Regions from separate parts of the Homo sapiens genome. Here region 2 is linked to region 1. Evidence: chromatin contacts called from ENCODE POLR2A ChIA-PET data. All regions are on one chromosome and are shown on one strand. Each heading gives the region's core, a stretch centred on a gene start or an enhancer-like site at or near the end of the contact. The rest is flanking DNA. Distances are from core to core; before and after follow the strand shown. Region 1 overlaps NEURL1 (neuralized E3 ubiquitin protein ligase 1). Region 2 overlaps SH3PXD2A (SH3 and PX domains 2A).

Region 1 (5,013 bases), core at 750-3,249:
GGGCCAGCTGAGTGTGTTAAAAGGCAGGCAGGGTGTGGAGGGTGACTCTGCTGCTACAGGAACAGCCTCCAAAGCATCTTCTTTTGGCCTCAATTTCCTCATCTGTAAAATGGGCATACACATACACTGATCTCTTAGGGTTGTCGTGAGGATTGAGCAAGTTAAATGCGTCACACGCTCAGGGCAGTGTGGATCATGCAGTAAGACCTCGTGTTTGCTGTTATTATGATCATTATCCGACAAAAGGAGTTTGGCTTACTTTCTCCTTGTCAGACTGACTTAGCTTCCCGCCCCCATGGGAACTGGGTATGTGTGCCAGGAAGTGTGTGCGTGTGTGTACGTGTGACTGCACAGCTATGAGCCGGTATGTGCCTGTGGAAAGTGGGCTGCCTTGTGCGGACTCGGGTGTCGTGGCTTCTCCCGGAAGTCGTGGGCATGCCTCTGGCTCAGGGGAGCATCGGCCGACTGGGCTTGCTCTCCCCCAGATCCCGCCCAGCCCTCTGCTGATGACTCTAGGTCAGGCCTGAATGTCCCTCCTAACCGCTTCCCCAGACCCACTCAGAAGTGGGAGCAGCAGGGTCTTGAGCTGCGGGCTCAGGACCCAGTCCAGTCCCTTACAGGGCCCAGGCCTCTGAGTTCCATCTGCTGTGGGACAGCCTCCACCTTTCCCGTGGCCCCTTCCTCAGCCCCTACCCCTCTGTCCTCCCACCTGCCCGCTGGCTTTCTCTTCCCACCCAGCCCTTTCCCTGGGGTCCAAGATCCCAGACCTTGAGGACAGGGGCTGGTGTCCAGGCCAGGGCCAGGGAGGATGGTGCTGTCCTGTTGTCCTGGTAGAGGCCCCTGAGCTTGTGTTGGATGGTGACATTGTCCCTCAGACATGGCCTGAGTCCTGGTCCTGCCTGTGACCTGCTGGGTAACCTCACGCAAGCTCCTTAGCCTCTCAGAACCTCCACTTTCTTCTCTGTAAAACAGATATCATCATAGCCACTGCCACCCACACAGTTCCTGGTGCACGGTGCATGCTCATTGCATGGCAGCTGCTCTCTTGATGATGATCTGGGCTCCCGGCATGCCTGCCCAGGGCTGGAGGGGCCTGCCATCCCAGCCTCCCTCTTCCCCCTCTGTTCCCACCTTTCCCTCTTCCCTGAGTGTGGGGTGCCAGTGTCCACCTTAAGATTTCTCTAGAAACTTTGCGAGTCTGTGGAAGCAGGCGTATGTTGACTGTGGACATTGAGAGGTGTGCATGTAACCATGTGAGTACATGTCTGGTGGTCAGTAGATGGCTGAGTGCGCTCAGTGGTGAATGCTCCCAAGTGCTTATGAGCCCATGTATATGCACATTTGTGTGACATGATGCAGAAGAATAGTGCAGGTCTGTGTTGGGGTGTGTGGTGTGTGTGTATGTGCATGGTTAAAGGGATAGGTTGGTGTGGGGGGGAAAAGCCTGGATTCTGGTGCTGCACTGCCTGGGTTTGCATTCCAGCCTTGCCACCTTTTAGGTGAGCAGCCTCTCTTTGTCTCAGTTTTCTCATCTGTAAGACCATCATCATCATCTTAGAGATGGTACCTGTTGATCTGTTGATAATGACTGTAATACTGACCTCATCATTCAGCCTGTGAGGACCAAAGGAGTTAATACTTGCAAAGCCCTTGGAACAGAGCCTGGAAGAAGACAGAAACGGTGTTAGCACTTGGTTAACAGCTCCATCAGCTTGATTGTGAACCTCTTGAGGGCAGGGACGATGTCTGTTTTGCTTCCCAGGGGGTCCCCTCTCACCTAGCAGGACCTCTGCATGTAGTAGGTGCATGAGGCTAGTGAATGAATGGCTGTCGGCCTGGGCGTTCAGGGAGGGCTGTGTGTGTCACTACATCCCTGAGATGGGGCTGTGTGTGATGGGGATGTGTGTGCGTGTGCGCGCCTCTGCTCGCTTTCTGGAGCTCGCTGCTATTTCAGGAAGCCTCCAGTCTCCTCCTCCTTATGTAAATAAACATGACAGATCCCATCGGCTGTACCAGCGCGGGAGGTGGGGAGGCTGGAGTGGGTGGGAGCGGGGAGGCGGCGGCCGGAGGGGTGTGCGTGCTGCGTGCGCGTGTGGCCGGCTGGCCGCGGGCGGGCGGCGTGCGCGTGTGCCGGAGGGGGCGCGTGGGGGCGCGTGGGGGCGCGGGAGGGGCCTCGGCCCTGCCATGCCGGTCTCCGCCCGCGGGGGAGGAGACGGGGGAGGAGGAGGGGAGCAGCCGGCCGGGGCGACTCGGTGACCAGCCGGCCGGCCCAGCAGAGGTGGCTGCACTGCCCGTCGCCGGAGATGGGGGGACAGATCACCCGGAGCACTCTCCACGGTAAGGCCCCGCGGATGCCTGCGGGCCCGCCCACCCCAGCCCGAGACCGCCTGGGGAGGCCGGGCGGAGGGGCGCTGGGGCTGAGGGCTTGGTCATGCCCCTACTTCTCACTCCATGGAGGGGTCTGGGGCTGTGTGGGGGCACCTTTTGGTGGTGGGCACTGGGGTGGGGGCAGCAAGGGAGCTGGGTAGAGCAGGAAGAGGGGTGCCTTCCCTGACAGTGGCGCCCTCCCACTGATGGTGGGAGGTCAGGCAGCTGAGGCTCCCCACAAAGTCTCCTTGTCCTCTTACCTCCTTGTCCTCTTACCTCCTTGTCCTCTTACCAAGGTGCTGACTAGTCCCCAAGTGGGATGCGAGGTCCTGGGTTTCCCTACCCACCTCTCCCGGGACGGAGGCAGCCACAGTTAGTTAGACAGCTGAGGGGACCTGCTTGTCGGCTCTGGGATGTGGGCCTTGGAGATGGTGCTGTGTTCTATGCTGGAGCCCCGCAAAGACATGTGGGCACCCACATGTGTGCTGAGTGTGCATGTGTGTCTGTGCTCGTGAGTAGGCACTGAAGGTGCCCGTGGGTGTGCACCTGTGCCGGCTTGTGCCTAAGCACACGGGTGTGCAAGTGACAGCACCCCACAGCGCCTGACCTCGCTTCTCCAAGTGTGTGCTCTGTGGGGGAGGCCAGAGAACTTCTGAGCCCTGCAGGTCACGTCCACAGTCAGACAGACCCACAGCCTGGAGCTGGAGGGGTTAAAGAGAGGGGGCCACTGGCTGGCTCCCCATTTGCAGAGCTCCTGCTTGCTCCAAACCCTGTCCTCTTGTTCCCCTAGCTCTAGTACTGTGGTCTTGGGAGCGCCATGGCCGATGTGGCAGCAGACCCGGAGAAGCCTTCCTAGGGACTTGTGTGTCTTCCCTGGGCCCTGGGAACTGGGGTCCTTTACAAACCAGCCAGAACAGAATAGGCTGACCTTGGGGAGTCCCTGACGCACTCCCCTATGTACCCTGCTCCCTGCTTGGATGGGGTATTAGGAGGTGGGACAGTGTCCATCTGCCGAGTCCAGTGGGCACTGAGGAGCCTGGGAGAGGCTCAGGAAGGAAGGAGGGTGGTGGCAGGAGCGCATGGGCAGCCGCAGCCGGAACTGGTGACCAGGTGGCTTCTCCCTTCCAGGCTCTGGACTTTGGGAGAGTAATTTCTAATTAAAAAAGAAAAAAGACAGGGAAAGATGTAGGAAAAGCAAATCATTGGCTCTCTTAAAAGGAAATGAATTCCGTCCTGGGTTTGGAGGGCTAAGTGACAGATGGAAGGCCCTGGAAGACACATAATCCGGAGCCAGGCCAGGGGCACTGCCAGTGGCCTGGGCCTTGGCCGGAGAGTTGGATTGGGCTGACCTGAGCCTGGCCTTGCCCGTCTGTGGGGTGGGGGCTCTTCTCAGGGCTTGCTGGCCCCGGCGGGGCCTGTTGGCAGAGGGTCTGGAGCCGACTGGCATTTTCCACTGGAGTCAGACTTGGGCAAGCCTGTGGTCTGGGAAGGACAGAGAGGCTCTCAGAGCAGACTCAGGACATAGTACACTGTCCTCCAGCTGCCTGGAGCACAGGCTCCCTAGAGGGTGAGACCACCTTAGCTCATGCTCTGGGAGTGGGTAGATATGTTTTGTAAGGAAGGCAAATGTCTTCCCGAGCCTCAGTTTTCTCACCTGTCAATGAGGCTAGTAATAGCACCCTCCTTCTAAGATTGCTGTGCAGGCCAGGCCCGATGGTTCACGCCTGCAATCCCAGACACCTTGGAGGCTGAGGTGGGAGGATTGCTTGAGCCCAGGAGTTCGAGACCAGCCTGGATAATATAGTGAGACCTCGTCTCAAGAAAAAAAGAAAACAAGATTATTGTGAGGATTACATGAATCATGTGAGCAGAGAACTCAACATGGGGAAAATCAAGAGGGCTTGGAAAGGCAACCTGGGCCCAAGGTCATATTCCCTCCCTCTCATTTGTCCCATTTCCCTGGGGGCAGGAGGATCACTTGCGGTGCTCTAAGAACTCTAGGAATTGGGCATCCAGGCTAGGTGGCCATCAGTGAGCGCTCATCAAATGCCACATCTGCCTTGACCTCCACCCTTTTGCCAGGACCGCCCTCCCAGGCGGGGCCTCCCTTAAGCTGGCCCTGGGCCTTTGCCATTGCACAAGCAGAGGGGACAGGAGTTGGAAGGTCTGGAGAGGGAGTGTTTGCCTGTGTCCACACAGCCAACCTCCACCCCCATCAGAACCCTTGCATATGCGTCCTCATGCATCCACGCCCATGTGTGCCCACACCTGTACACACGCCCTAGCTGCCCCAGCGGCTCTGGTTTCACCTTCTTCTGGGAAATGAGCTGGGGCCAGCGGGAGACGCAGGGGTTTGCTCCTTCCTAGGGGTGCCGTAGCCTGTAGCTGGGCTCCTGAAGACACATTGAAATGGTCCTTGATTGTATTATCTTTTCTTTTCTTTTCTTTTTTTTTGAGACGTAGTCTCTCTCTGCCACCCAGATTGGAGTGCAGTGGCATGATCTCAGCTCACTGCAAACTCTGCCTCCTGAGTTCAAGCAATTCTCTGCCTCAGCCTCCCGAGTAGCTGGGATCACAGGCACCCACCACCATGCCCGGCTAATTTTTTGTATTTTTAGTAGAGACGGGGTTTCACCATGTTGGTCA
Region 2 (5,013 bases), core at 1,526-4,025, 83 kb after region 1:
CAGGGGAGGGGCTACCATGCTCATTCCCTTGAATGGGAAACTGCAGCCTGTTTTAGAGGAACCCTGAGAGAGGACCCCAGGTACACACGGTGTGTGGCAGAAACCTTTATTCTGGAGTCTCTAGCCCTGGTTTTCAGGGCTAAACCCCTAGACCGGAGAAGTTGTTTAGGAGAATCCCAAACTGGACAATACCCCAAAGCTGCCTCACCCTGGCCTGTCCTTCCATCGGGCCATGTCTGTGTGCCAGGGCCCAGCCCTTTCCAGATGGCAGAGGCCCAGAAAGAACGAACATGTAGCCTGGCATTTACAGCCAGCCATGCTCTGTGAGCCTTAAGTAACAACCCACTTTGCAATGACCCAGGGGCTGAGGAGAGGAGGCAGCAACATGGGGGGTTCTGGCCAGCACTTCCAGCTCAGGGCAGGGAAGGGAGGATGTCCCAGCCCCGGGAGGGAAAAGCTGGGGCCCAAGCACCAGGTCCTCCCTCTATCCAGGCTAAGCATCTTCAGTGAACCGGCCCAGCAGAGTCCACCTGTTTGGCCAATTTCAAATCTCTCTCAAATTGACTGATGCTGACACCAGAGGAGGGAGGGAAAGAGTAGAGATGAAGCTGGGCGCGGTGGCTCAGGCCTGTAATCCCAGCACTTTGGGAGGCCGAGGCAGGCGGATCACGAGGCCAGGAATTTGAGGCCAGCCTGGCCAACATAGTGAAACCCCGTCTCTACTGAAAATACAAAAAAATTAGCCGGGCGTGGTGGCGGGCGCCTGTAGTCCCAGCTACTCAGGAGGCTGAGGCAGGAGAATGGCATGAACCTGAGAGGCGGAGCTTGCAGTGAGTCGAGATCGTACCACTGCACTCCAGCCTGGGTGACAGAGCGAGACTCCATCTTAAGAAAAAAAAAAAAAAAAGAGTAGAGATGGAAACTGAGGCACAGATTGACATACACAGAGAGACAGAGGGAAATGAAAGAGTGAGCCAGACAGAGCAAGAGGCCAGGAGAGGGACCAGGGCCTTAGACTCTCCAGGAATGGGGGAGCCTGACTGAGGGCGGCAGGAAGTGACGGGCACTCCCAGGCCACTGCTGTCCCCAGGGTGACTAGGCCACAATGGCCTCCTTAAGGAGGGAGAATAATGAGCTCGTTAGGGCCAGAGTCAGGCCAGCTGCACACAATTAGGATGTTAATTAAGTCCTCTGAGGTCACAGCTCAGCCTAGGACAAAACAGCTGGTGGGGGGAGGGGAGACCCCCCACTCCTTCCTCTCCCTCTGAAATCCTCTCGTCCTCCCGCTCTGACTCCCAAACCTCCCAGCCCTGTTCAGCCCAGGATTGAGCCCAAGGATGCTTCTTAATCCCTTCTTCCTAGACAGACCTCGGTTAGGATCCTAGCTTTACCACTCACTGTTGGCGTGACCTGAGATAGGTCACTGGCCCTCTCTGAGCCTCACTGGCACACCAGAGTAATACTAAGTACCTGGGGATGCCCAGTGGCATCAGGAACATATGGTGTATGCAATACCCAGAGATTTTCACCAGCAAGTATTTCCCGAGCACCTGGTACGGGCCAGGTCCTGTTCCAGGCACGAGGACACTGCAGTGAACAACACGCATCCGGGACTCATGCTCTACTCCCCCATCACCCAGGCATGGCACACGCGGGGTTCGATTGCCGCCTGTGCCCTGGCCCTGAGGCCTGCTGGAGAAGGCTGGGCTTCAGGCTCTGGGCACAAACCCAGAGGATTTCAAGGCAGGATGAGACTCAGAGCTTGGAGTTTGGAAAAACCCAGGAGGCTTTAGATGACTTCCAGGCTTCATGTTTTCCTTCCCCGTGAGTTACTCTTGGTCCTTCACATCTGGCTTAACACCAGGTAATTCAGAGCTCAGAATGTGGGCTGCACTCATTCCATGCCCAGGCCTATGTAAGGGTTTTGGTATCCAGGTGGGGAAGGGTGCATGGTGGAGCTAGGAAAAGAGGAAGACAGGCCCTGCCTCAAACTCCTCCTCATATAGGCTCGGGGTGGGTGAACAGCAGCAGCCCACTTCCAGAACCCTCAGCCAGCACCCTGACCTGCTTCTCAAAGCACCTCTATTCATGATTTAAACCTGAGCTCAGACCTTGACCCTTTGGAAGGGTGATCTTCCTAGGCATTCCAAGTTCTTTGCTTGGTGCGGGTTTGGAGAAGGGAATAGGGCATTTGCGAGCTCCAAGTGGCGACGGGTGGGGAGACACTGAGAGGAAGAAAGGGCTGAGGGCATCCTGGCCAGGCGCATGGCACCAGCGCTGCCTACCTACCCATACCACACCCAGCACAAGGCTGGGCCCAAGTGAGTGCTGCTGTCCTGGACCCAGCCTGACCCCTTTCCCATGACCTCCAGGCAGAGCTAAGGCTTCTGCCTTTGTGGAACCAGAGAAGCTGGAAATGCAGGCTGTCTGCGAGTGCTGTGCCTTTAAGACCAGTGAAAGGCTGCCCACCCTCGGCCAGGCCTCCCCTGGTCAGAAAGCCCTGTCACTGCAGCTCTTGCCAAGACACGCGCCTCCATGGTCCAAAGCAAACAGGAGCGAGCGAGAAACTCCTCCAGTCCCTCCTGCGTGCACCCACACAGCCCCTGCCTTCATGAGCCACTCAGCGGGTCCTACCTGTGCCCACCCTGCTCCGTTGCCCAGGGCCTTCCCTCCCCTAGACGGGCTCTGAGGCCACCAGGGACCCAGAACCTCCCCTGGGCACCTGGGGCCTGGATTCCAAGACCATTAGCACAGGCTGCTACGTCACCATTTGGAAGGCTCCGTGGAGTCCGTGTCAAGACAGCCTGGGCTGCTGCCACCTTCCCACTCAGCTCCAGCCTGCCCACCTCACCGAACAGGCCCAGAAGCCAGTGCTAGGCTGGGTCCCCGCCAAGCCCACAGGGCTCTGGTGTGTCTGAGCAGACCAAGGTCATGGGTGAGGCACCCAGAAGGAGGCCTGACTAACAAGCAACGCAGGCAGAGAGGGACACATGGTTAAATGACAGGTAGCGGAGAATGGTTTCCAGCGAGGGCGCCAGAGCCAGGCTGCCTGGGATTGAGGCCCAGCTCTGCTACTTGCCAGCTGCATGAATTTGGGCAATTGCCTCAATTTTCTCATCTGCAAAACCGACCCAAAGTACCCACATCTCAGTGTTGTTACGAGGATTAGAGGAGCTAATCCTTGAAAAGCCTTCAGAATAGTGCCTGATTGGAATCAGAATAGTGCCTTCAGACGAGCACAAGTCGCAAAGCGCTGACATGAAGTGAAATTCTAAAGAAGGAACCAAGACCTCAATGCGCCTGGGTGACTGGGGCCAGGGATGGCCAGGGAAGCAGGTAGGTCTTGGGTGTCTGGAGTTTCAGGGGGAGAGAGAGACCCTCGTGGTGTCAGTGTCATTTACCCTTGACCTCAGAAGGTCTCTACTGAAAACATGTGGGTCTGATTCTGTGCCTGGCACGGGTGGGGGTCGGAGACAGGTTGAGGTGGAGATTATAAGATGGCATGAGGCCTCTCCAGGAGCTGCAGAGCAGTGGATGGATGAGAAGGGCGGCTGCTTGCAGGGGGACTTGGCACGAGACTGCTTGTGCTGGGTGCGGCAGGGCGACCCAGACAGCCCCATGCAGTGGACATGGCGGTGGGTGATACAATGCTTGCCAAGGAACCAGAGATATCCAGAGATGAGAATGACTAGGCAGAAAAGAATTCTTAGAGGAGAAGAGACTTGAATTGAACCTCAGAGTGACAGGCTGCATGGGCTCACTCTAATGGCTTCATAGGGGATTATTCCAGATGAAAATGAGGCATTCAAGGCCGGGCATGGTGGCTCATGCCTGTAATCCTGGCACTTTGGGAGGCTGAGGCAGGTGGATCACGAGGTCAAGAGATTGAGACCATCCTGACCAACATGGTGAAACCCTGTCTCTATTAAAAATACAAAAGTTAGCTGGGCATGGTGGCGTGTGCCTGTAGTCCCAGCTACTTGGGAGGCTGAGGCAGGAGAATCGCTTGAACCTGGGAAGCGGAGGTTGCAGTGAGCCAAGATCGTGCCACTGCACTCCAGCCTGGCGACAGAGCGAGACTCCGTCTTAAAAAAAAAAAAAAAAAAGAAAAAGAAAAAAAAAAAAGAAAAAAAGAAAATGAGGCACTCACCTCAAGCTGGTGCCCTCTCTCAGTGCCATTATTAAGCAGAGCACAGAGGTGTGAGCCTGTGCCCAGATTCCTAAACATGAGGCGCTCAGGAAAGATGGAAGATGCAAGAAGGTAAACTCTAATGTCACAACTGTAAATGATGTGGATGGTGAGAGAGACCTGCTGTCAAAGGCAAGACGATGGAAGATGATGGAAGAGTGGCAGTCAGGGAAGGAGAGTGGGGCGGGAAGGGGTGGCCTGCTAAGAATCCAGTCAAGACACTTACATTCTCAGAGGTGGAGCCCTGAGGACATGCTCAGGGGAACAAAAAGGGTGTTTTCCCTGCTGTTCCAGCAAGAGAAAGAGTAAGAAAGGGCTAAGTCGGCCAGGCACAGTGGCTCACGCCTGTAATCCCAGCATTTTGGGAGGCCGAGGCGGGCGGATCACCTGAGGTTAGGAGTTCGAGACCAGTCTGGCCAACATGGCGAAACCCCGTTTGTAATAAAAATACAAAAATTAGCCAGGTGTAGTGGCACATGCCTGTAATCCCAGCCACTTGGGAGGCTGAAGCAGGAGAATCGCTTGTACCCAGGAGGTGGAGGTTGCAGTGAGCCAAGATCGCACCACTGCACTGTAGCCTGGGTGACAGAGCGTGACTCCATCTAAAAAAATTAAAAAAAAAAAAAGAAAGAGCTAAGTCTCTTTCCTGAGGAGGGTGTGGCACAGGGAGGAGGGGTCTCCTGGGCTCCTGTCTGCAGCTCAGCATTCGCTCTCAGAAGGAAGGGTCTCAGCCTGGCACACGGATCCCCAGAGGGTAAGTAGACCCCAGGCAGAGGTAGGGACAGCATGGACAGGCTGCCTCAATGCACTCTCACCAGCTGGCC

The links. ChIA-PET counts read pairs that join two places held with the same protein, here RNA polymerase II (POLR2A).
Region 2: POLR2A ChIA-PET joins it to region 1 with 11 read pairs in activated CD4-positive, alpha-beta T cell. The contact joins two enhancer-like sites. POLR2A ChIA-PET finds 5 or more read pairs at or near these places in 3 of 52 experiments (OCI-LY7, activated CD4-positive, alpha-beta T cell and activated CD8-positive, alpha-beta memory T cell).

What each region holds. Positions count from the first base shown.
Region 1 is chr10:103,553,077-103,558,089 of GRCh38, forward strand. The region is part of intron 1 of NEURL1 (neuralized E3 ubiquitin protein ligase 1); the gene reads left to right. Among named protein-coding and RNA genes, the nearest start is that of NEURL1-AS1, 38 kb to the left of the region's middle. Within about 2 kb of position 2,000, at least 5 of the 41 ENCODE cell types and tissues checked have a DNase peak (open chromatin) inside an H3K27ac peak, as active enhancers do.
Region 2 is chr10:103,635,521-103,640,533 of GRCh38, forward strand. All of the region lies in intron 8 of SH3PXD2A (SH3 and PX domains 2A), which reads right to left. Among named protein-coding and RNA genes, the nearest start is that of SH3PXD2A-AS1, 110 kb to the right of the region's middle. RefSeq lists enhancers at 5-584, 1,167-1,746, 4,270-5,013. Within about 2 kb of position 2,776, at least 21 of the 41 ENCODE cell types and tissues checked have a DNase peak (open chromatin) inside an H3K27ac peak, as active enhancers do.